Regions from separate parts of the Mus musculus genome. Here all the other regions are linked to region 3. A link is a loop called in an ENCODE intact Hi-C map of the cell type or tissue named here. Cell type or tissue: left cerebral cortex. All regions are shown on one strand.

Region 1 (8,000 bases), 340 kb before region 3:
CAGTCTTGAGAACGGAACAATGCACCATGCACACAGGTGGAAGAGTCAGAGTGAACCCATGCATGGCTGTTCAGCAACACTGGACTGCAGAGTGTTAGCACCTAACTGTCCAGGGGCCATTTAATCTGGGGTGGGAGGGAGTTGTGCAGAGCAGGGTGCAGCTCCTGGTCTGGGAGCTGCCTCTCACGTACTGTAAGTTCTGAGAGCCAAACCTGGGGCTTTGTGAGAGGGAAGCTGGAAAAGGAGAAAAAGAACTCTCAAGAGCATGTCTTTCACGTCTGCCCAGGCCAGAAGACTATACCTAAGAATATTGCTAACAAATGCCTAACTCAGCAATGAGTACAATGAGATGGGTGTGATCGTTATACCCATTTTACAGAGAGAGAAACTGAGACCCAGAGAAATGTGTGGATGAGGAGGTTCACGGGACTGAATCTAGGTATGTGAGGAACCTAGATTCTTGAAGGAACACTGCTGACTTGACAGACAGAATATCCTTTTCTTCTCAGGATGATTCTGTAACGTGTTTCCACTCATTGGCTGAGGAGCTGGTGTCAGAGGGGTGAACTGTCATGAGCTTACATGGTAGACCTGGGATGTAAACCCTAGCTAACATTTATCCCTCCTGCAGCAAGATTGCCAAGAGCAGTACTAGCAGTGGGGCCACCAAAGCCACCAAAGCTACCAAAGCTACCAAAGCTCTATCAATTACCAAAGCCCTACCAGGGAGCTGAAAGTTTTTCCCTGGAAGGAAGCTAGTGATTGTTACGAGAAGACTGCTTCACTGCTTTCTTAACTCCAAATGGAGGTGAAAAACAGGCAGAGCTCTTTAGAAGAATCTGGAAATGTTCCCTGGCAGAGCTAGAACACATGTAGATTAAGAAAATGGATCTCTTTCTTAGGATTCTGTGAAGCAGCTAGGAGAAACATCGATTCAGCCGTTCCCACTCCTGGAGGCTCTCCCTGAATTGACGATGCGTAGAGAGGGAGAATGGAGAGTTAGCTGGTGGCCAGCCATGCTGGGTCAGGATGCTGCTGAGCTGAGTGTCCCCTGGAGGGGCTCACCTCTGCTGCACGCCTGTCTGGGAGCAAAGCATGCCCAGAGTTGATAAATATAGATCGGCTCATCTTGAACCTAAACGGAAGCTCATCAAAGAGAGCTAATTACTGCACTAGTTATTTACATAATTTAGATGACAATCTTGAAAACACAGTTATAGTTCAGAGATTCATGACTTTAATCAGGTTACAAGTAATAAGAATAACACTGATCAAGTCAGGCTGATTTGCACAAGTCTGAAGTATACAGGTCAGCACCTACATGGGGCACAGTGTGCCGGGGTGGCGAGTGGTCTCGGCTATCCTCTACAAAGCAGGGCAGTGGATCAGAGCAATAGTCTGAAAAACAGAAATTGATCAGGACAGTTGTTTGAATGTGGAACCAGGCGAATCGGTAACTCCGTTAATCAAAGCACGTAGTGGCAGCATAAAAGGATATATCTTAGTAAAAGCTTATTGGGTGGGAACATAGTATAAATGGAATGATTTTATTACCATGAAGCCATAAAATTCGATGTAAATGCAAAAATAAGAAATATAGGTAATGTAGCATTTGGGGGTATTCAGGAACAAATATCCCACAGATGCAAAACCTTCCAGGCTGGTTCTCAGCGATTGCTTTTGCAACTTGGCACCTCATCTCCCCTAGAGGCTCAGAAGTGCTTCGCCTCCTCCTGTCTTCCAGTAATCATAGACTTGTCTTCCAGGTGGAACTTAAGGCTATCTGGGTAGCGTAGAAAAAAAGATGAGTTTGGGTCTGGAGTTCCAGGGTGGCCACCGACTCCCTGGCACGTATGGGACACTGTACTTCTCTCGTCCCTTGTATCCATCCGCGTCCAATAGGCAGCACTAAACTCCTCCCTCCCCTGAAGCTCGTTCTGTTGTGTTGCCTCATGGAGGACTGGCTCGGCATTCACTCGCCTCTTGGCTTTGCTGTTCGTGTGGCATTTGTCCTGCAGTCAGAAGTCTTGAGATCGAGTGCTAGAGCTGCGACTTATTGGCGAAGCTCCAGTTTCCCTATCTTTGGTGCTAAGGCGTGACATAAAACTGACAGCTGGGGGTGGCGGGCCTGGTGAGATGGCTCAGCGGTTAAGAGTGCCGACTGCTCTTCCAAAGGTCCTGAGTTCAAATCCCAGCAACCACATGGTGGCTCACAACCATCTGTAATGAAATCTGATGCTCTCTTCTGGAGTGTCTGAAGACAGTTACAGTGTACTTGCATATAATAAATAAATAATTAAAAAAAAAAAGACTGACAGCTGAATCGAGCCGATAGAAAAACGAGAGGAAGTGGTGGGGCCCACTTACAGCAATTATGCATGCTTCCCCCCCCCCCAGAAATTAAGTTTGTTGACAGTGGTAAAGACAAAGATGTGACCTTCTCCCCCTGCCCCCCAAGAAATCATAGCAAGAAGAGCCTAACGTTCCTCCCCAATTAGAGGTATCTATTTTGGCCTTCAAGGGAGTGAGATACAGACATCTAATCTCCTAAGACAATGCCAGCTGCTAGTTTGTGTGTCATCGCATCTATCATGAGCAAATGCATCAAGAGTCTAAAATTCTTGGGAAGATTATAAAGATCAGCCCTAGACAAGGTCTAATGGGCCAATGGGTTGTTGAGCTCTCCAAAAGAGAAAATAGAATGTGTGTCTTTAATTACTTCCCCTATGCCAAGGGGACTTTACTTTTTTCTGTCAAGTTGGATATAAGTCATTGGGACTCCTCGTAGATTTTTTTTTAAAGGATTGTATTCTCTTGTAGCTAAATCAGTAATAACTTGTAATAAGATTTCTCACAGATTTCGAGTGTTAGTGCTGAGTAAGGCTCTTAGCAAGCAGGCTACAACCCACAGCTTCTCCTTGCACAAATGAGGGAAAAGAAAAAAAAAAGGCTTGGGAGGGGTAATCACCGTTGGGCAATCAGGGGCAGAGAGAAAACTGAATTCTTGTCACAATTGAAAGAGATTTTCTGATTATAAAAGATTCAAGAGATTGTGGTTGGGAATTGGCAGACTAGTTTTTATCTGATGGAGAAAATTGGAATGTGCACGGACTGGTTATGTTTCTAACCTCTCTCTCTCTCTCTCTCTCTCTCTCTCTCTCTCTCTCTCTCTCTCATCTCTCTCTCTCCCCACCCCAGCTGAAGGGGCCCAGGGAAGCACTGCTCTGGCTGTTTTGACGAAACGATGTATCAGAAAGTCAGAGGAAATATCAGTGGTCAGATCCCACTCCCGCTGGAGGAAGGCTGAAGGTTGGAGCCCCAGGTTCTAGGTTAATCCTTCTACCAATGGGGTGTTTGTTCATCTTCCTGCCTAGTGCCAGTCTCTTTGGCTGATCCATATAGAGTCCCATGAACGTGGCTTCCAGGGCTGGGAAGCTGGGCTGTGGTCTCAAGGCTAGAAGCTTCTCCCACTTCTTCCACGGCAACTGTCAGTCATTTTTTTCTTTTCCTCCTCAAATATTCCGTAGAGTGATTTGGGGAAAGTATATATATATTCTGTCAAGTAACATCTCATGGCAATATTTTAATAATTCAGTAAGCTCCAAGGGAGGCTTGTTCTTTCATGGATTCCTGTTAGCCCTCAAGGTGGTGGATGCTTCCAGAGACACTGCGGAGGAGGGAAAGGAAGAGCGGAGGGAACACCTAGTCTTCGGGTGGGTGTGGCCTCCTCAGCAGCAGTGTTTCCTGGCTTCTGCAGGAGACTCTGCAGACCAGGCGACCCCTATGAAAGGGTTGTTTGACCCCTAAAAGGGGTGTGGAGAACCACAGGTTGAGAATCACCAGTCTAGTGGGAAACTGAGCCCCATTTCTTTATACCATCCTGAGAACTGTGTTTTGATCGTCTCACATTCTCTCCCTAGTTTCTTGCCAGCTCATCCTCAAGACTGTAGACTGGTGTCTACAAGGATGTTACCCGTATCTATAGTCCTTATTAGAATGAGCTGGCCGGGCCTTTCTTCAGCTTGAAGTCACATTCAAAGTACAGCCTACCTCTCCAAGATAGTCAGTGTAGTGAACTGAAAAGGTGTGGAAGACAGATCGCAGTCCTAAACACAGACAATGTCAAGAAATTCTCTCCCTCCCCAGTCCCACCAACTCAGTCCCACCTCCTCTCCTCAGTGGTGGCTCACTCCTTTCTCCTTCACCAGCCATCCGCTGCCCTGCCCGAAGCAGACCTAGCCAGGCTCTCTGGTTCTCCTCACACAAAGCCCAGGCTAGAGGTCTCGGCTCTGAATATTTATGTCTTAATTCTGTGTCTCTTGGCTTGTATTCCTCCCTTCAGTGTTAGTTCTGCTTTGTGCAAATAGCTTCATTTCCATGACAGATGCCTTTGCAAGGAGAATGCTTAGATATGGAACCGGCAGCCTTAGAGAGCTGTACCAAGCTCACAGGACTCAATAAACAAGGGGTGACTGGGTTCACTGCCACAAAAAACAAAAAGCCTACAGCAGCCTGCAGGAGCCCTGAGTTCTTCCGCAAGCCTGTGGCAACAGCTCCCTCTGCCTGAAGAGCCCTTTGTCCTTTTGGTCTCTTGCTTTTCTTTTTCTTCCCCAGTTGTTCCTTTCCCTCACCAGCTGTGAACAACAGCTCCCGCAGACTCTGTCTGCTACAGAAATGGTCTGACTTCTGGTGTGAAGGAAATGAGAGATGAGGGGGAAGGACCTGTGTGGCAGGGGCCGTGAGTATAAACACATACTGGATCATACAGATATTGGGAAGGAAACCCCACACTCCCCTCCTGAAATGGAAAGTTAACCCTTGCAGCCAAAGCACGATGTGAAAATGAAGCTCTCCCAAGTCTGGCAGGGAGAGAGATCTAGAAATCATTCTTGGAACTTGCAGTGCGGCCCAGCGCTGCAGGCATCGAGGAGGGCAGAGGAGGGGGTGAAGATCCCCAATAAAATAAACCACGAGAGAGATTTTATGCGAAAAAGATAACTATAGCTGACAGGATCAATTTCTTGGTACAGGAGGGGTCAAACTACTTAGAAAGCATCTGTGAGGAGAGGTGGGATGGAAAGGCGGGTCACGTGCCGCTCCAGGCCCCTCCCAAGTCAGACTTGTACTGGCTGAGGTACTGCCCCTGAAGCGCACGTGGGAGGAGTCTTCTGATCTGAGCACAGCATCTGCCTGGTGATTCCTGCTGGTGATTGACTGATAATTAGACATACTTACTAAGCCATTTCAGGGAACTTAGGGAAAGAAAGTGATGTTGCAGGGATATCTGAAAGTGAAGAAGAGCAGTTCTGAAAAAGAGACAGAGTCTCATGCTACCTTCCCCCCATAATCCAACTCAAAGTTCAAATCTCCGGTGAGTCCCCCTGCCTGGCCACCCAGACTTCATCTGACATTCAGAGTCAATGGTCTGGGCTGGGCGAGTAGTGCTGGCATCTGCGGGTCACACGAGCTCTTAGGATTCTAAGGGGCAGTTATGATGAGAGCCCTGAGTCAGCCCTTCATAGTCCCTGGCTGAGTCATCTTGCTTTCAACGACACTTCTTCCTAAGCCAAGTGCCTGCAGATGGTGTGAAGCCCAGTCACACCGAGAGCTTAGTGACTTGATGATTGTCTCTAAATAAGGAGTGATGCAATCTCATTTCTATTTTAGGAAAATGACCGCGTAGGAAAAATGGCAGCGGGACTGAGGATGGAGAGCCCGAGGCTAGGGGAACCAGTTGGCCACTTGACCAGTGACAGCTATCAAGGCCGTGACTGACGGATAGGAGAGGCTGAAAACATGGCTCAGGCAAAACTGACAGTTCTGGCGACTGTGGCGGGGGCAAAGGCAAGAAGGGTTGAGCTTCAAGATGGGAAGTCAAAGTCAGGGACAAGACTAACCAAAATGAGGCCAGTGGAGCTGGAGAGGGAAGGACCCCATCTGCCTGAATGCCTGTTTCCTGTTCACATCCTGGGCCCCTAAGGGCAAGGCAGGTTAAACAGAGGATAATTGGTGTTTGCGGCTAGACTCAGGGCTGCTGGAGGGTGGGGCTCATCTTCTCCCGGCCTAGCACCTACAGCAGTCAGCACATGATTGACACGCAATGTCTCTTGAGTACAGAAATGAGTGGCAGACGAAACTGGAAACAGTCTCACTGGAAAACCTGAGTTTTTGGGGTCAGTCTATGACAAAGATGACTTCACATAGAAGCCAAGATCTCTATGAAAGCCAGTATGGTTTCTTTCTATATGTGGGGAAAGAGGAGCTATGCCAAGAGCCTGCGATGCCATTGGGTCTCTATCAATGTCACAGTCTCCTTGGCGTGGAGGAGGGAGATGGGGAGGACCTGCAAGAGGGTCTGGTTAGCAGAACTTAGACAAAGGGGGAACGTACCACTCAGCTCTACCACATAGGAAGGGAAATGCAATCCTCGTCTCTCCCAGGCTCCTTCAGCTTACGGTTCCATATAAAACAGTGACCAGCAATTGGGCTTTGTGGCATGGTGGCTTCATCTCGGCACACCCCCAAGCGCCCACCTGACCTAAGGTTTTCAAAAGCCATGCTCTTTCATAGATAACAGAACCCCGGGCCACTTCCTTCCCTGGGAATATCTGCTCTCTATAGAACTGCAAACCATTGCATTCCAGTTCTCTCTCTAGAACCATTTAGCAGGCTTTCCTAGGAAGCACCCTGTAAGCCACACACAGAATCCTTTGGCTTCAGGCTTGATTTGGAAAATGTTTTGATATTCTGAGTTTGTGATCCTGCAGTAAGTAGTATTAAAAAAAAAAAAAAAGGTGTAGTAGATTCGTGTCCAGCTCATGAAGCACTGTGTGTTGGGAGAAGTCTGCTTGGCAGCCAAGTTTTTGGGAAGCAGGTACCAGTTTATCCACTGCAGAACTCAGCTCGTATCCTTGTGTTTAGCAAGAGGACTGGCATTTTAATTCACTTCACCGGAGCATGCCTTTCCCCTCCACTGGAGCCACAGGTGCTGCAGTGATTATGTGAAACTTACTCCTTGGCCACAGACAAGTGCAGCAGAGAGGAGTGCAGGGTGTCTTTGTGAAGACTAGCGTAGCCAGAGACTTGTTCTTATATAAGTCTCCACCACTGGCCTCAGGCTCGTCCAAACAGCCTCATTATTCAAGTCAGGGCTGGCCAGGCTGTAGGCGAAGCTGCCTGGGTGGAGAGCGTCTGCCTCTCCCCCCCCTGCAGCTCCCCACTCTCATTGTGCCTCCTCCCCCTCCCGGAGCTCGAGCCTGAGAGTGCTCCATTTGTCTGCATCCTTTCTTCTAATGCACGCCTTTCACTTTGTCTCGGTGGTAGCTGTGTTCTCCCACTTCTCTCTCTCTCTCTTTTCACCTAATAATTATAAAGAAAACATTAGCAACAAGACTTTCCCTCCCCAGGCCTCTTTTATCTACTTAAATAGCCTTGACTTCAGGACACTGAGTATAGCACATTCATTAATTTTTAATGTCTCTTCTTGCGGTTGCTGACTTCCAGGGTCTGAAGGACCATGAACAATGGTCTCCTGAACCTTTGGATGGAGCCTGTTGTTGTTGTTGTTGTTGTTGTTATTATTGTTGTTGTTGTTGTAGGCAGGGTAGAGATGAAGGAATAATGGAGTCTGATCAAATAAATATCTGTTATCTGAAATAGCTCATTCAAGGTGAATATGGATTTTTATCACATTAAACCCAAGCCTGTGAGCCAGAGTTTTTGTTCCTGGATATTATTAGCAAACAGAAAAATAATTCTAAGAGATGGCAGACTGCAAGAATCATTTCTCAGAGGAACTTGGGGGACAGGATGCTATGCATCTGCAGGGCTACCTCATTGTCAGTGCCAGAGTCCGGAAATCTGGCAAGGACCTTAGATTTGCTGCTGGCATTCCTCAGAGGTCCACTTCTGTTTTGAGGTGTGTTCTCCTGGTGTAGGTGGGATCTCACCTACTCTTGCAATGTTCTACTTGAGCCCTACCATCCTTGAACTTCAAATGT
Region 2 (8,000 bases), 530 kb before region 3:
GTGCTTACTGCTCTGGTGCCAGGGGATGCTTCACAACACCCAGAACATGCAGGGTAGTTTTGGAAGACTCTGCATTGGTAATCCGTACACTTTATAATATTGTAGATTTGTACATTCATAAATATAGGACTTTTGAAGATATCAAAGAGATAGCACTTTTAACTATTTTAAATTCTTTATTTTGTGATATTTTTTTGACTTACACAAACTGTGCATTCTTAAGATTTATTTTTATTATATGCATATGAGCGTCTTGCTCCCATTTTGTCTGCCTGCTGGCCATAAAGGCGAGAAGATGGTGTCAGATGCCCTGGAACTGGAGTTAGACATGGCTGAAAGCCAGCATGTGGGTGTTGGGAACTGAAGCTGGGTTCTCTGCAAGAACAGCAAGTGCTCTTATCTTCTGCTCCTAACCATCTTCAGCCCCTAAATTGTTCATTTTAAAAGTGTACACCTTGGTATTCTGATATGTAAAATAATCAGCCTGCTCCACATAATTAACAGGAATCATCTCTCACTCACTAGTTTTGAAGCATTGTTTGGTCAGCTTTGTACCTTTCTGACCCCTTGCAGCTCCTGGCAATATCATTCTTTCTGCTTGTTTCTAGGTTGTTCTAGGTTGCACCTGGGAGATCACATGTTTTCTCTTTCTATGTTTTGCTTTGCAGAATGTCTTTTAGCTCCACCTGTGCAGTGGAGAATGGCAAGACACTTTTTGTTTGTTTTTGTTTTTTTTGGTTTTTTCGAGACAGGGTTTCTCTGTATAGCCCTGGCTGTCCTGGAACTCACTTTGTAGACCAGGCTGGCCTCGAACTCAGAAATCCGCCTGCCTCTGCCTCCCAAGTGCTGAGATTAAAGGCGTGCGCCGCCACACCCGGCTGCAAGACACTTTTAAAAGCTAAATAATATTTCATAGTAAATCTTTATCTATTACATTTAAAACATACATGCAACACCCATGAAAGGAGTTACAGAGACAAAGTTTGGAGCTGAGAAGAAAGGATGGACCATCCAGACACTGCCCCACTTGAGGGTCCATCCCATAATCAGCCACCAAATGCAGACACTTGCATACGCCAGCAAGATTTTGCTGAAGGGACCCTGATATAGCTGTCTCTTGTGAGGCTAAAGCCAGTGCCTGGCAAACACAGAAGTGGATGCTCACAGTCATCTATTGGATGGATCACAGGGCCCCCAATGGAGGAGCTAGAGAAAGTACTCAAGGAGCTTAAGGGGTCTGCAACCCTATAGGAGGAACAACAATATGAACTAACCAGTATCCCCAGAGCTCGTGTCTCTAGCTGCATATGTAGCAGAAGATGGCCCAGTCGGCCATCACTGGGAAGAGAGGCCCCTTGGTATTGCAAACTTTATATGCCCCAGTACAAGGGAGTGCCAGGGCCAAGAAGTAGGAGTCGGTGGGTAGGGGAGTGGGGTTGGGGGGAGGGTATGGGGGACTTTTGGATAGCATTTGAAATGTAAATGAAGTAAATACCTAATTAAAAATTGGAGGAAAAAAAAAAGAAGAAATAGAAAAAGAAAAAAAACCATACATGCATCTCTCAGAGACATTTAAGTGTTACTGTGGGCAGCAGAGAGGGTGGATGCACAGGCTTCTCTCAGCAATCCCACTTTGTTTAGCTTTGGATGTATTGAGAAGTGGAATTGTTGGGTTGTTTGGCAGAGACTCCCCAGGAGTTTCCCCTAGTGCTGTAGCAGCACACTTTTCAGCAGGTGTTCACTGCCTCCTCTACAGTTGATAAGAACATAGTCGCTCTTTTGTCTGTTTGGTAGTGTTCATCCTAGTAGACTTGAGGTGAGTTCCCACTGAGGTCTTGTTTTCCAGTCTGATTGGAGACGGCTCAGTTGGTCTGCACCTTCTCATGTCAGGTTCACACCTCAGTTGCTTCTTTAGAGAAATGTTTGCTTGGGTTCTTTATGTTTCATTTTTGAACTTCACAATTTTCTATATTTTGATTATTAATACCAAATTTCAGATACAGTTTTTAGATACTTATTATATACTAATTTTTATTAAATTTATTAGATACAGTTTTTAACTAACTCCCTACTTTCTGGTAGGTCACCCTGTAATGTGTTTGCTGGGCAAACTTTTCTTACTGTGATGGATGTTAATATTTGTTGCTTCTTCCTTTAGTGTTGTATCTAGAAAATTATTTTCACGATGTCTTGAAAATTTTCCGTATGTGTGTGTGATGTGATGTGAATATCTGTTTTTCCATTGACCCAGTTTACTATAGTAGTTAGTGTGCATTTTGAATGTGGAATAATATACCTGGGCTTGAATATTTCCTGTGTCTAGCTTATTTTCTTTGTTGTATGTGCTCTATGAAGACAGGAGATTATGATGAATTAATCTATTTTTTAGAATGTTCAAGGAATCCTGTAATTTAGCACCCGTGTACTTAGCACCTGTGGTCAGTGGGAAAATATACAGTAAATGATAGCTATTAGAAATGATTGTTGTCTTTATTATTCCATATAAAGACTGTAGGAAAGAGGAAACTAGAGGAAGCACTGGAGACTGGATAGGGACCTCACTGTCGGCTCCAGAAGCTTGAGTCCTGGTTGGTCAGCCAGCTAACCAGCTGCGGTGAGCATCAGTGACAGCTGACAGGGTCTTTTGGCTCTAGGGATAGCAGCTGGGCTGTCAGAGTAGAAGGAAACTCGTGGGTATAATGGATGAGTGCAGAGGTGACAGAGACTCTATTAGAAAGAGTGCTCTATTAGAAAATGGGCCTGAGTGGGTAGGAGGTTCCTATTGATCAAGATGGGATGGGGAGTGAGTGACTCTATTTCAGATCTAAAACCCTAGGGTGCCGCCTGAGCAGTGTTAGATTGGTGCTTGACCTAGTCATACTCATAAAAGAGCATCTAGGTTTCTTTGAGTAACTAGGTCTAGAAATGAAGATTTGGGAGTAATTTTTATGGCTATATTCAGAGTCTTCTAGGAGAGTGGTTTATGGTCAAAACCAGTCTATTTTTGTTTTTTTAAAGGGAGTGAAGAAAACTAGCGGAAACACTGTTACCTTTAGGTAACAGCAAGGGTAAGAGGGTAGGTGGAAGATAGTGTCATGTGGCAAGCCTGAAAGAGTGTTTCCCAAAGTTTTGTAACTGGAGATTGAAGAGGAACATACAACTTTGGTCTAGATACCCTATTTTAGGCAAGCAAAATGCTATTGCTGTATTTTTACAAGTGAGAAACGAAGCCCTCACTTTAAAGTTCTTTAACATTACCAAGTTAGTAGAGCCAAAGGGTAATTAAAGATATGACTTTCTTTGCTGTTACTGTCACTGACTTCCTTTGGCCCTGCTGTCCTGGGTAGGTCTTTAGCCCTGTCTCTGGCTTGTGCCACTAGATGGCAGTAGTGCACCTTGCTCTCTCTAGTGTTTTCTAGCATTACCAACTCTCCAGGGACCACCTCTAGTTGAAACTACTGCTAAAAGTTTTCCCTCTGTCTAGTTTTGGTACATTTTTTGCTTTATGGACATACTAAGATGCACTTTGAACAGAGACTCTGCTATGTTTAAATAAATATTTCCTCATATTTTCATATTTTTTAGGGTGTTTTTTTGTTTGTTTGTTTTGTTTTGTTTTGTTTTTGTTTTTTTCGAGACAGGGTTTCTCTGTATAGCCCTGGCTGTCCTGGAACTCACTCTGTAGACCAGGCATATTTTAATATTCTTAATACTTATGTTGATTGGATTGTTGCTTTTTAAAAGACCACAGGTATCTCAGGTTATATTGGGGTTGTATCTAAACACAAGTATTTTTCAGTTTTTCTTTTTTTTTTAAATCAGAAATTTCAACTTTATTTAGAATGCATTTTTGCTTTTTGCTTTTTTTTGCTTTTTTTTTCTTACGTATTTTCTTCAATTACATTTCCAATGCTATCCCAACCCCCCCCCCCCCATTCCCATTTTTTGGCCCTGGCATTCCCCTGTACTGGGGCATATAACGTTTGCCTGACCAATGGGCCTCTCTTTCCAGTGATGGCCGACTAGGTCATCTTTTGATACATATGCAGCTAGAGTCAAGCGCTCTGGGGTACTGGTTAGTTCATAATGTTGTTCCTCCGATAGGGTTGCAGATCTCTTTAGCTCCTTGGATACTTTCTCTAGCTCCTCCATTAGGGGCCCTGTGATCCATCCAATAGTTGACTGTGAGCATCCACTTCTGTGTTTGCTAGGCCCCGGCCTAGTCTCACAAGGGACAGCTATATCACTGTCCTTGCAACAAAGGCTTGCTAGTGTATGCAATGGTGTCATCCCTTGGAGGCTAATTATGGGATGGATCCCTGGATATGGCAGTCTCTAGATAGACCATCCTTTTGTCTCAGCTCCAAACTTTGTCTCTGTAACTCCTTCCATGGGTGATTGTTTCCAATTCTAAGAATGAGCAAAGTGTCCACACTTTGGTCTTAGTTCTTCTTCAGTTTCATATGTTTTACATATTGTACCTTATATCTTGCTATACTAAGTTTCTGGGTTAATATCCACTTATCAGTGAGTACATTTCATTTGAGTTCTTTTGTGATTGGGTTACCTTACTCAGGATGATGCCCTCCAGGTCCAACCATTTGCCTAGGAATTTCGTGAATTCATTCTTTTTAATAGCTGAGTAGTACTCCATTGTGTAAATGTACCACATTTTTTGTATCCATTCCTCTGTTGAGGGACATCTGGGTTCTTTCCAGCTTCTGGCTATTATAAATAAGACTGCTATAAACATAGTGGAGCATGTGTCCTTATTACCGGTTGGGACATCTTCTGGATATATGCCCAGGAGAGGTATTGCGGGATCCTCCGGTAGTACTATGTCCAATTTTCTGAGGAACCTCCAGACTGATTTCCAGAGTGGTTGTACAAGCTTGCAATCCCACCAACAATGGAGGAGTATTCCTCTTTCTTCACATCCTTGCCAGCATCTGCTGTCACCTGAATTTTTGATCTTAGCCATTCTGACTGGTGTGAGGTGGAATCTCAGGGTTGTTTTGATTTGCATTTCTTTGATGATTAAGGATGTTGAACATTTTTTCAGGTGCTTCTCAGCCTTTCGGTATTCCTCGGGTGAGAATTCTTTGTTCAGCTCTGAACCCCATCTTTTAAGGGGGCTATTTGATTTTCTGGAGTCCACCCTTTTGAGTTCTTTATATATATTGGATATTAGTCCCCTATCTGATTTAGGATAGGTAAAGATCCTTTCCCAATCTGTTGGTGGTCTTTTTGTCTTATTGACGGTGTCTTTTGCCTTGCAGAAACTTTGCAGTTTCTTGAGGTCCCATTTGTCAATCCTCGATCTTAAAGCACAAGCCATTGCTGTTCTATTCAGGAATTTTTTCCCTGTGCCCATATCTTTGAGACCAGTTTTTCTTTTTTTAAACAGCTCACTTGTTAAAATCAGGCTTATTTATAGACTAGGTATCATATTTATGAGTTAACTAGAGCTTTGATAACAATTGTAATCTGAGTACATGCTGGTGAATTCAGTATAATTAAAATTTACTTATTTTACACTAGAGTATATGTATGCTTGTTTATACTTCAGAAAAATTTTGTGTTTCAGATGTTATATTTAGCCGAGTGTGGTGGCGCAGGCCTTTAATTTCAACACCTGGGAGGCAGAGGCAGGCGGATTTCTGAGTTCGAGGCCAGCCTGGTCTACAGAGTGAGTTCCAGGACAGCAAGGCTACACAGAGAAACGCTGTCTCGGGAAAACAAAACAAAACAAAACAAAAAAACAAAACAAAACCCAACAGATGTTATATTTATTTTCAAAAGTCTTAACCCTTTTAGTGTAATATCTTGGCCTTATTTTTTTGGGAGATTGAAAAAAGGTTTTTAAAATTTATCTCTGTTGTATTATTTTTTGTTGTTGTTGTTGTTGCAAACACCATAAGAACAAACAGACAAACATGACTAAATCATGATTTGACCAGGATTGTGCTGGATTCAGGAAGGCTAAACATAGGCATTATGGGCACAGGGGCTTGCTGTCTTATTTTTCAGCTAATTTTTTTCTGAAGTTATGACTTATTACCATATCTTCTTTGTCATCTCATGGCCTATTTTGTGAGATTTCTAACAAAAAGCCTTAACTAGCAAAAATAATTTAACTTTTATTATAGTCTTTTCAGAGATGAGGTGACAATTAGAAATATATTTCAGTTTCGGCAGTAAGAAAACTCTATGCAGAAGTCTAAATAGAGATTTATTTCCAGCTACCATGAAGTGTGTATATCATCTAAGTGAGTCTGTTGTGGCATAAATGGAATGAAATGCCTACTGACTCATGGAGGCAGTATATATTTGACTTTAAATTTATCTACTGCTAATCATGAGACCTGGGGAAATAATGCATATTATGTTCTTTTTAAATTTTATTAACTTTTTTCTTTTTAGATTTAACAATTTTATATGTCTGGGCATTTTACCTCCCCCCTCCTCATTTCCCTACTAGATCACGTGACTCTTGCTGCCCCCCTCTACTTTCCTCCCAGTCTTTTGGAGTTGGTTCTTTCTTTCCGTGTTCTGTATGTTCTGGGTAGGCCTGGGCTTGCTAGGCCTGCATGGCAAGTGCCTTTAGCCTTTGTTAGAGCTGTCTGATCCCCGTATTTGTATAGATACAAAGAAACATGAAATGGATGGTTTACTTAAAAATAACTAGACTTATGAAATGTCTTTAGACATAGTAGAAAAATCTAGTGATTTTAGGAAAATATTTCTTCAACGGGCAGAAAACTGAATTTAATTACAATTATGTAATTTAAGAGAGGCTTTTTTTTAAATATATTTTTGTTTGTAATCCTAATTTTTAATGGCTGAGCCAACTTTTCAGCCCTAAAAGTAGCTAATTTTGACTTAATTAAAACAAAAAGTTTGCTCAGCAAAATAAATTGTTAGGGCTAGTTCAGATGGCACAGGTCTGTAATCTCAGGTACTCTGGAGCCAGAGGCAGAAGTATCAAAAGCAAGGCCATTTCTGGCAATTTAGTAGGACTCTTACCTTAAATATACAGTAAACAAAGGGTTGGGGGGGTGGTAGCTCACTGTTGGAGTTAGCATCTGAGAGCTCTGTGTTTAAATATCTCCAGTATCCTAAAAATAAATGATGGGGGTGGGGTGATAATGAAAGGAAAGGAAAGGAAAGGAAAGGAAAGGAAAGGAAAGGAAAGGAAGAAAGATGAATTCAGAAAGTGCACAGGAAGTGTGCATTAGTGAATTCTGTAAGCCTAGCACTCAGTGGGTGAGGCAAGAGAGTTGTCATTTCAAGATCAACTTTGGGTACATATTGACTTTCACACCCTCCTCACCCCACCCCACCCCCCAAAAAAAATGAGGAAAAAGGATGGTCTATGATTGGAGCTTTTGGGAGTTGGGAACAGGCTCAGGATTCAGGACCATCTGTAGCTACTTAGAGAATTTTGAGGCTCTGTTGACCTTCATAATACCTTGTCTAAAACAGTAATCACTGCCTGGGTGTAGTGCACATACTTGTAATCCGAGCATTAGGAAGACAGAATTGCAAGGCTCTTTGGGTTTGGTGGCCAGCCAGTCAGCAGACTCAGACTCAGCGAGAAAACGGTGTATAACCATTAAGGAAGACACCAAATGCTGACCTGTTTCTATACATGTGTACCATGTACATGCACACAATACCTCACCTTTCAGAAAAAAAAAAAACCAACCAACCAAACAAACAAACAAACCACCCCAAAAACAAAAAAACCAAAGTAAAAGCAGTCAGGAGTAGAATATTTGAACCCTTTGGCAAAGAAGGCAGTCAGATTTCAGCTACATAAATGAAGAAATACAAATTACTATATTGAGTTGGGGACTAGTCTGAGATACTTAAGGCTTGTCTAAAACAAACAAACAAACAAACAAACAAACAAAATCATTGCTTAACTCTATACTTTGTAGATTTCCTCCTTAGATCTTTTACATTTACTATAGTAAGTCATTATTTGATCCTTGTAA
Region 3 (8,000 bases):
AGTTGCCACATTGGTTATTCACACATTATGGCCTCTTCTTTGGTCTTCATAAAAGCCCTCCCTCCCCCGCTCAAAGAGTCACAATTTATTTATTGTTCTTTCTTGAAATAAGTACAGTGGTTAAAATAACCTATGCAATTTTGTTCCCAAGAAGGAATCACTTGACAGTTAACAATCTTTCCAGTGTTCTTTCCCAGTGATTCCCATGTTTATTATATTACTTGACATTTGTCAGTGACTGTAAGGGTAGATTAGTGTTAGCTCTAACTCTTAGAAAAGAGAGGTCTATACCTGGTAATCAAGAGTCTGGGCCATCATCAGCATAGAGAAGGGCTAGAAGACCTTGAATCTCACCTACCTCTGTCCAAATCTATAGTTCTTTAAACAAAAACTTAGAAAACCATTTGTTATACCTAGTCCTTCCTAAGGCCTAAGCTGTACCTGTTTGCTTTAATGACAGATATACTTAGACAAAGAAATGAACACACAGCATTGGCTTTTGCAAATTCCCAATTTTTATTGAGAGCCCAAGTTCCAGATGCCAGATGGGAGGTTAGATCCATTATTACATTTACTCTTTTTTTTTTTTTTTCTCAAGAAGGGCAGTCATTTTCTTTTCTTTTCTAAGTTCCTACTCGAAGTTGTCAAAACAAAATGAAGAAACAAAGAAACCACCAAGAACACGAATGTGGTGGTTTGAATGAGAACAGCTTCTATAGGCTCATGTGTTTGAAGACTTGGTCCCCATTTGGTGGAACTATTTGGTGAGGACTAGGAGCTGTGGCCTCGTTGGAGGAGGTATGTCACTGGCAGCTGGACTTGAGGTTTCAGAAGCTCACACCAGTCCTGCTGTCTCTTCTTCTGCCGCGTGACTCTATTTCAGGTGGTGAGCTCTCAGCCACTGCTCAGTGCCCAGCCTGGCTACCCGGTGCCAGGTTTCCTGCCATAATCACCATGCTTTGGAAACTGTAAGCCCCAAATAAGCTCTTTCTTCTTGGAAAGACAAAGTTGCCTTGGTTCATGGTGTCTTATCACAGCAATAGAAAAGTAACTAAGCCTATTCAAGGAGGGCTGTGCATGACTAAAAAGTGTCTGTCTTCACTCCTGGCTATTGTTTGCTGTTTTTATAGTATTATATTGCTGCTTATCCCAAGTTTTTAGAACATAAATATTTAGATATATGTTTTTAGCCCTTTTAATTATAGCGCATCGGCGACAGGTTTGCCTGCGCTTCATCAAGGGGAGCAAAGGCTGTATTTACCTGGCTCCTTGCTGCTGTATTTTCTCCCTCTGCTTGTTTATTCTGTTAGAGCATGACTCTCATGTGGTCTGAAGGTATGGGTACTCCATCTCCTCATCACTGCTCCTCTGCTTGGCTACAAAACCACGACAGAACACATGAGCAGAAGAAAATGCCATCCTGTCGTTTCTTGGCTTTCCTTGCAACTGCTCATCTGGCGTGTTAATGAAAGAAGGTGAGAAGGTGAAAAGAAAAGAAAAGAAAAGAAAAGAAAGGGAGGGGAGGGGAGGGGAGAGAGGAGAGGGAGAGGGAGAGGGAGAGGGAGAGGGAGGAGAGGGAGAGGGAGGAGAGGGAGAGGGAGAGGAGAGGAGAGGAGAGGAGAGGAGAGGAGAGGAGAGGAGAGGAGAGGAGAGGAGAGGAGAGGAGAGGAGAGGAGAGGAGAGGAAAAAGGAAAGGAAAGGAAAGGAAAGGAAAGGAAAGGAAAGGAAAGGAAAGGAAAGGAAAGGAAAGGAAAGGAAAGGAAAGGAAAGGAAAGGAAATCCCTAACTAGCACACATTTAGTTGTATGGAAAGATGATAGTCTCTGCATCTAACAGAGTATCCTGAGATCAAGGGGGTCCTCATCCTTCCTTCTCCACTCCTTCCTTTTCTTCCTGACTCATCCTGACAACCAGCTTCTCCACTTGAAGGCAGTCTCAGGACGTTTACTTTCTGATGGTGGCATGACAGAGAGCCTCCAGTTTCTTCAGCAGCAGCTCGTGGTTCTGAGATGCACACAGAAGCGATGTGGGTGGTTCTTTAGGCTGCTACATCGCTGGTGGAACATATCACAAGCAGCCATTTCAGACCTCACACTGCAGCTGCCAGAACCTGGGCTGCAGGGCTTGCAGGCCACCAAGCAAGGCAGAGCCACTGCAATACAAAATGCCTTAACACTTCTTAGGAGAGACAGCAACAGCTGGTGGAATTCTAAAGCTACTCTCTGAATTAGAATGAAATCGTGTAGCCAGATCAGTCCCTAAATATCTTTAATTACCCAGCATTCTAGCCCTGTGGAATGATCATCCCTGCACATGCTAAATTGACATGGGGCCCAAACTTGGGCCCCAAACTCTAAAAAAGAGTGACGTTTTTTTTTTTTTTTTTTTTTTTTTTTTTTTTTTTTTGCTTTGCCAGTTCCTGAATAAAGGAACCACTGTCCATCACCCTGAAAGTGGGGGTTGGGTCTGATGAACCACGGCAAGTTAAAGGAGCAACCTCAATGTGCAACCTCTTTGGGACCCAACGGCTGTCTCAGAGCGAGCCATTGCTTCTTTAATGTTCTGTGTCTAGTGTAACTAGGAGCACATTGACTGTTGCAAATTGAGATCTTTCTTTGAAGTTTAAATATGCCACTTTAACTGTGTTCTCATCTTCTACATCCCACTGAATGAATAACCCAAATTACACAGAACAGCAGCAAATTGGCTCATCACAGCCCTGTTATAATTTTAAAAGAATAAAGATCTGAAAAACCAGAGAGTCTGAAGGAACTAGTGACGCCTGCTAAAGAGTTGACAGGTCTTTCCTCAGAAGGACGTGGATTCGAAATTCACCCTTGGTTTGTAGAGATCAAGAGTCATTTACATTTTGTGTCATGTTTCCATGTATCCTTAGTATAGTATTCCTATTAGGGATACTGACAGCTCTGCCTTTGCCATCCCTGATGTCTCCTCCGGGAGCACAAGATACACCCAGCGGCATGTGGGCTGTAGATCATTTCCTCCCATATAAAAGTGATCTTTGCAAACTGAAGTCCAAGGCATCAGAGAATACCTGGCTTTTCCACGGTTAGCTGCCTGCCTCTCTTTTAGCTCCCCAACTCAGAAGGAAACATACAGCAGCTCATTGCCTGGCTGATGAGCTTGGGGCAGACAGAACTTGAAAAACATGTATGCATACCCCCAGGAAGGGCACTTTCCAAACAGCATAATTCTCTCTGTTTTAACAGAGTACCCCTTTGTGTTAATAAAACACCAGGTCACAAGTCAAAGTTTGATTCCATTATTGAGGGTTATCTTTGAACTCTGAATACTGCTGGTACAATTTTCCAGATGTCAGACTCTAGGCCTCCCATTCAAGTTAACAGAAGGATAACTAGCTAAATAGTAATAGCTTCTGTAATCTCTCTCTGGTTAGATTAATACTGATAGTTTCAATCCACATACCACTTCAGCCAGTCAACCAACAGACTCCCAGCATTTAAGATAGATAGATGATAGATAGATAGATAGATAGATAGATAGATATGGTGTTAGTGTTTCATAGGATTCAGTGAAAAAGTACACCATCGATCAGAGATTTGGGATGATTTTGAGACACGAATAAGCATCAACATCTTTATAAGGAAACTGAGTTCCATCTTAGAAGAAGTAAAAGCTGGTGTTGATAAAAGACTTATGTAGAGTACCTCCCACAGGTTGCAAATGACTAAATGACTTCTTCCTCCAGATATGATATGGGCCACCAAGACGGTGGATCAATATGAGGAAGAAGGTCCTTTACATACTACCAGGGTCTGTCTGTGTTTAACACCTGAATGACGCTGAACAACAGTGCTGAGCCACCTGGGTGGCTAAATAGCACCAACACCCACACGAAAGCTTGCCCGGCTCCCTGACCTGACCACGCAGAGCAAGAACTGCCAGCTTCCTGGCTAGCAGGTAGTGCTGAGACTTCTCTAGAGTCTGGGAGGTCCCAAGAAAAGCAATGTCTGCCCCCCCCCCCCAAATGTTTGCTTCTGCTAGGAATCTGAGGTGAGGCTAAAATAGCAACTTCGACCTCTGAAAGAAAGGGGCAGACGACGACGAAGCCTCTTTCTCCTGTAAATCTTTAGAAAGAGCTGCCTTTATGCTGGAGATGTGTGGAAGGAGGCAAAGCAGAGCCTGTGCCTAGGCAGCAGGTTTAAGGCTCAAATGGTATCCCACATCCACCCAATCATCTCTCCTAAGCATTTCTCCCTCTACGATTGGTCTGTCAGATCTTTGTTTATATTTACCTACAACTTGATTGCTTCAGCTGTGGACTCTGTCTCAAAAGGCCATCTCCTCACATGGAAATGGAAACTACTCTCTCTAGTGGAAAACAGTCTCAGAGATATTCCGACAGCTAGCGCTCTGCTGGAAGCCTTTCTTCAGCTCGACCTGTAGGTAGGAAGCTTTCAGGCTTTCCTTCTCAGAGCAGTCTCTCCTCCCCGAATTCTGCAGCTTCCTCTACCCTCTATGTTGCTTCTTCCTTTAGGCTCACCCTCTGGGATCCTTGTCACCAGATTCAAAATAGGGGCCAGATACACTGAGCGTTTGGCTCTGGGTGGGGGGTAGGACGTCAGGGAGAATTGGTAAAAAGAGGCCTTGTAGGAAGCTGTTTGGGCTAGACGTCCTCGACTCTGAGCAAGGCTTAAAACGAATGCCAAGCTGCTACCTTGAGGGCCTAGGAACCTAACGTTGTGCCTACAGCTGGGCCCCTGGACCTGACTTGATGTGGCTCTGTCAGGTGGAAACCTTACGACTCGACTGGACCCAACTCTCCAGGGAGAACGAGGTCTAAAACGCAATTCAGCTGTAGCCACAACCGCCTGGTCCCCGGGGCCCGGGCGGAGAATGGCCCCCTCGGCTGAAGCTGCGGGCTGACGCTCGTGTATAGGGTTGCAATTCGCCGTGATAAATGTAAAGACCAATTAAGGTTTGATCCGTGCACACAAGAGGCAGACGGCGGAGTGGAACCAATTAACGAGCATGTCCCCTAATTCCTGCGGCGGCGGCCGGGCGCACCGCCGGTCCCCAGGCTCCCGCCCAACAAGAGCCCCCGCCCGCCGCGGATGCATCTCCCCGCGAGCAGGAGGTGCGGGGAGCGCCAGGGCTGGGGAGGGGGCGCCGGGCGCCCACAGAGCCGAGCTCGTGCGGCCACGGCTGGAGGCTGGGCGCGCCCGGGTGGTCGCGCGGGCCAGCGCGGGAGGCGCCCAGGCGACGCCGTCCGCCCCGAGGGCGGAGGGCTGGTGGCCGCGGCCAGGTAGCTGAGGACTGGAGGCGGCGCAGAGGGGAGGGTCGGGCGGAGACCTCACTTGGCCGGCCTTCCTGCCGCCCTGTTTCCGGATCCCGACCGCCCGGCGCGTGACCTCCAGTGAGGTCCTGGCAATGAGCAGCGCTGGTGATTAACGGCCCCGAGGTCGCGGGCAGTGAGGCACGCGTCCCCTTTGGCCACGCCAGGGTGGGAGGGCGCCAGGGAGCAGAGCAGGGTGAGGCCGCGGGGTCGTTGGTGGCAAAGAGTGAGGATGACACAGTGGGCGCCGAGCGCCAGGGCCGTCCCTCCTAGCCCCCGGGCCAGCGCCGCGGCGGGTACCGCGCAGCAAAGTTTGGAGCCGCGGGCGCCGCGCGCCGGTCCCTCCCCGCGCAGATCCCTTGGCGGAGTCTCTGCTGCCGCCGCTGCCAGGGCAGGACAAAGGCTCATTAACACGTGATGGGACCACGCTTCATAAATGGGACTGGAGCGAGAGCGAGCCAGAGACAGCGCGCGAGCTGAGGGAGAGGCAGGGACCTCAAGCAGGGCGCGGCGACGGGCGCTCGGGGTGGCCCAAGCGGGCGGCCCCAGGCCGGCCAGCGCGGTCAGTGGGACGCCGGGGAGAGCCGGAGAACGAAGCGGGCCTGTCCGAGCCCAGGGGAGCCAGTCCCAGGGGCCGTGGCGCACGGGTGCTAGAGGCCGGGGACGCGGGCGCGCAGACCGACTGACTTACTGACCGATCGCCGCGGGCACGCCCCGCTCCACCCCGCCCCACCGCGCCCCGCGCCGCCTCCCCTGCTCGCTCGCTGCCTCTACCTTCTCCACTTCTTTTCCGCCTCCGCCTCCTTCTGGCTCCCCTGGCGCCAGAGCCTCCCCCTGGCTCAGGCGGGAGCCTGGGCTGTCTGCAGAGCTCTCATAGAGTCTGGGGGCAAATTTCCTTGTAGCAGAGAGCCAGCCCCTTGGCTGGGCGACAGGTGCCGAGGGAGCTTCTGGCCCGTGGACCGGGGGATGCGAAGGGTAAGACCTGGCACAGTGGCGTTTGGGAATAGCTTTTCCGCCTCCCGCCCCCTCGGTACTGGCCAGTGGTCCCCTGGTGTCCTACGCGGAGTTCTTGCTCCGTGTTCCAGGAGAGCAAATCGTGCTAATATGGTGTTTACTTAGCTGTATAGTCCCAGCTTGTTACCTGTGGTCTAAGCTACTTCTGGAGGCTTCTACCATTTACAATTTACTGGATATGCACCTAGCTCTGCATACACTGATGTCTGTTTGTAGAAAATGTGTAATTGTGCATGTTTGGAAAACAGGCACTTGAGTTGATGCTTGACGTCTTTTAGCCTTATCAGAAACTAAGTCTTCCAGAGTCTCTGCACCACATGTAGAAAACGACTCAATTAAATACTAAATGTCATGTAAAGAAATCTATGTTAAATAAGGAACTTCTGATACAGAGCGATAGCTACAGCAGCCATCTCTGTTTAAGGAAAAACTAATATATATAGTATTGATACCTGTGATTGACTGTTATAGGAACATGAAACTAAGAGCTGGCACCAGACGAATGAAGTTGATGCTTTATTTTAAAAGGATGTTTCTTGGTTAAGGCTTACAAGTCACAAATGGAGCATTTCCTGAATGCAAATGTTTGCTATGATAGATGTGAGAAACTGTTGTTTGGTCATTTCAAAGTTTAAAGCAACATGCGTGTTTTTAATTGTAGTACATGGTTTATCTCTCAAAGGTTTCAAAGAGGTGAGAAAAAAATTTAATAACCTATCTATGAAAAAACCTATTTCCTATCTTTTAAATTTTTCTTCCAAATAGGAGCTACTAGCTCTTCCTGCCTTTGTTTATTTCTTGGCATATTAAATCTCCTTGGACATTTAATCTAATAAGAGATTAGAGCAGATTTACTGGTTTTAAGGATGTTGAAAGATACCTCTCTGGGTCCCATAACTTCTCGTTTTTATTGCCAACTTAATTCCTTTGAACAATGGGGAGATGCACATGCTCAGAGGAGACTCCGCGGGTACTGATTATCTGTGGGGTCACTCCTGACATCAGTCTGTTTGGCAGAAAATTGAGAAACTAGGAGTAGCCGACCTCCAAGGTTCCCATAGGACTGACTGATTTAAAGTGCTGGTCTTCTAATCCCAGCTTTTGACAATTTGAAAGGGAGATAGATCTGCTGATCGATTTTTCTCTGCCTCCCCTCCCTCCACGCCCCACCTTCTCTAACTCAGTTACAAGCAATTTTATCCAAAGGAAAGGCCATGAATACTTTCTTAACTGAGAGAAATATATATATATATATTTCTGATTAAATCCACACAGGAACAGAATGCATGCACCTCTAGAATGCTAAGCAGCACATACTGCAGGCTGTTGTTTTTAGGTACACTAGCAGTTGCTCTAGCTGCAAAAGAGGCTTCATGTTGATATGGTTAAAAAAAAAAACTAATCATTTTAGGTCGTTAGGAGAACTTATTGTGAGCAGGCTCTTTTATTGCTTCAAAAGATGTCTCCCGTTTCAAGCAAGGAACAGCCATGGCTGAGGTATGTATGTATGTATGTATGTATGTATGTATAAGTGTCTACTGGGGCAGCTTTCATTGTGCCCCTGATCCTACATGGGGGTGCAGTAATACCACATGGTGGGAATGCTCACTTGTGACCTTCCAAAATGACTATGCTTGCGTGCTCATTGTTAAGAAGACACATCTGATAT

The links. Peaks named below come from ENCODE experiments on the same cell type or tissue, not always from the same donor. Only the 100,000 strongest peaks of a DNase experiment are listed, where the experiment ranks them.
Region 1: it touches region 3 in a loop (2.6-fold over the local background); 2 of 42 quality-filtered maps call a loop at or near these places.
Region 2: it touches region 3 in a loop (4-fold over the local background); 8 of 42 quality-filtered maps call a loop at or near these places.

Annotation. Positions count from the first base shown.
Region 1 is chr4:33,582,241-33,590,240 of GRCm38, forward strand. No RefSeq gene overlaps it. Among named protein-coding and RNA genes, the nearest start is that of Gm32955, 17 kb to the right of the region's middle. In left cerebral cortex, a CTCF peak has its summit at 4,548; DNase peaks (open chromatin) are centred at 896, 4,499, 5,148, 5,587 and 1 more place; H3K4me3 peaks cover 478 bases; H3K27ac peaks cover 935 bases.
Region 2 is chr4:33,393,298-33,401,297 of GRCm38, forward strand. The region is part of intron 12 of Rngtt (RNA guanylyltransferase and 5'-phosphatase); the gene reads left to right. Among named protein-coding and RNA genes, the nearest start is that of Mir8118, 41 kb to the right of the region's middle. In left cerebral cortex, a CTCF peak has its summit at 3,376 (motif pointing right); DNase peaks (open chromatin) are centred at 328 and 3,383.
Region 3 is chr4:33,918,867-33,926,866 of GRCm38, forward strand. Cnr1 (cannabinoid receptor 1 (brain)) reads left to right here and starts at 5,778. Exons shown (of 2, transcript NM_007726.5): 1 at 5,778-6,292. In left cerebral cortex, a CTCF peak has its summit at 4,384; DNase peaks (open chromatin) are centred at 2,035, 2,761, 4,538, 4,906 and 5 more places; H3K4me3 peaks cover 3,619 bases; H3K27ac peaks cover 4,922 bases.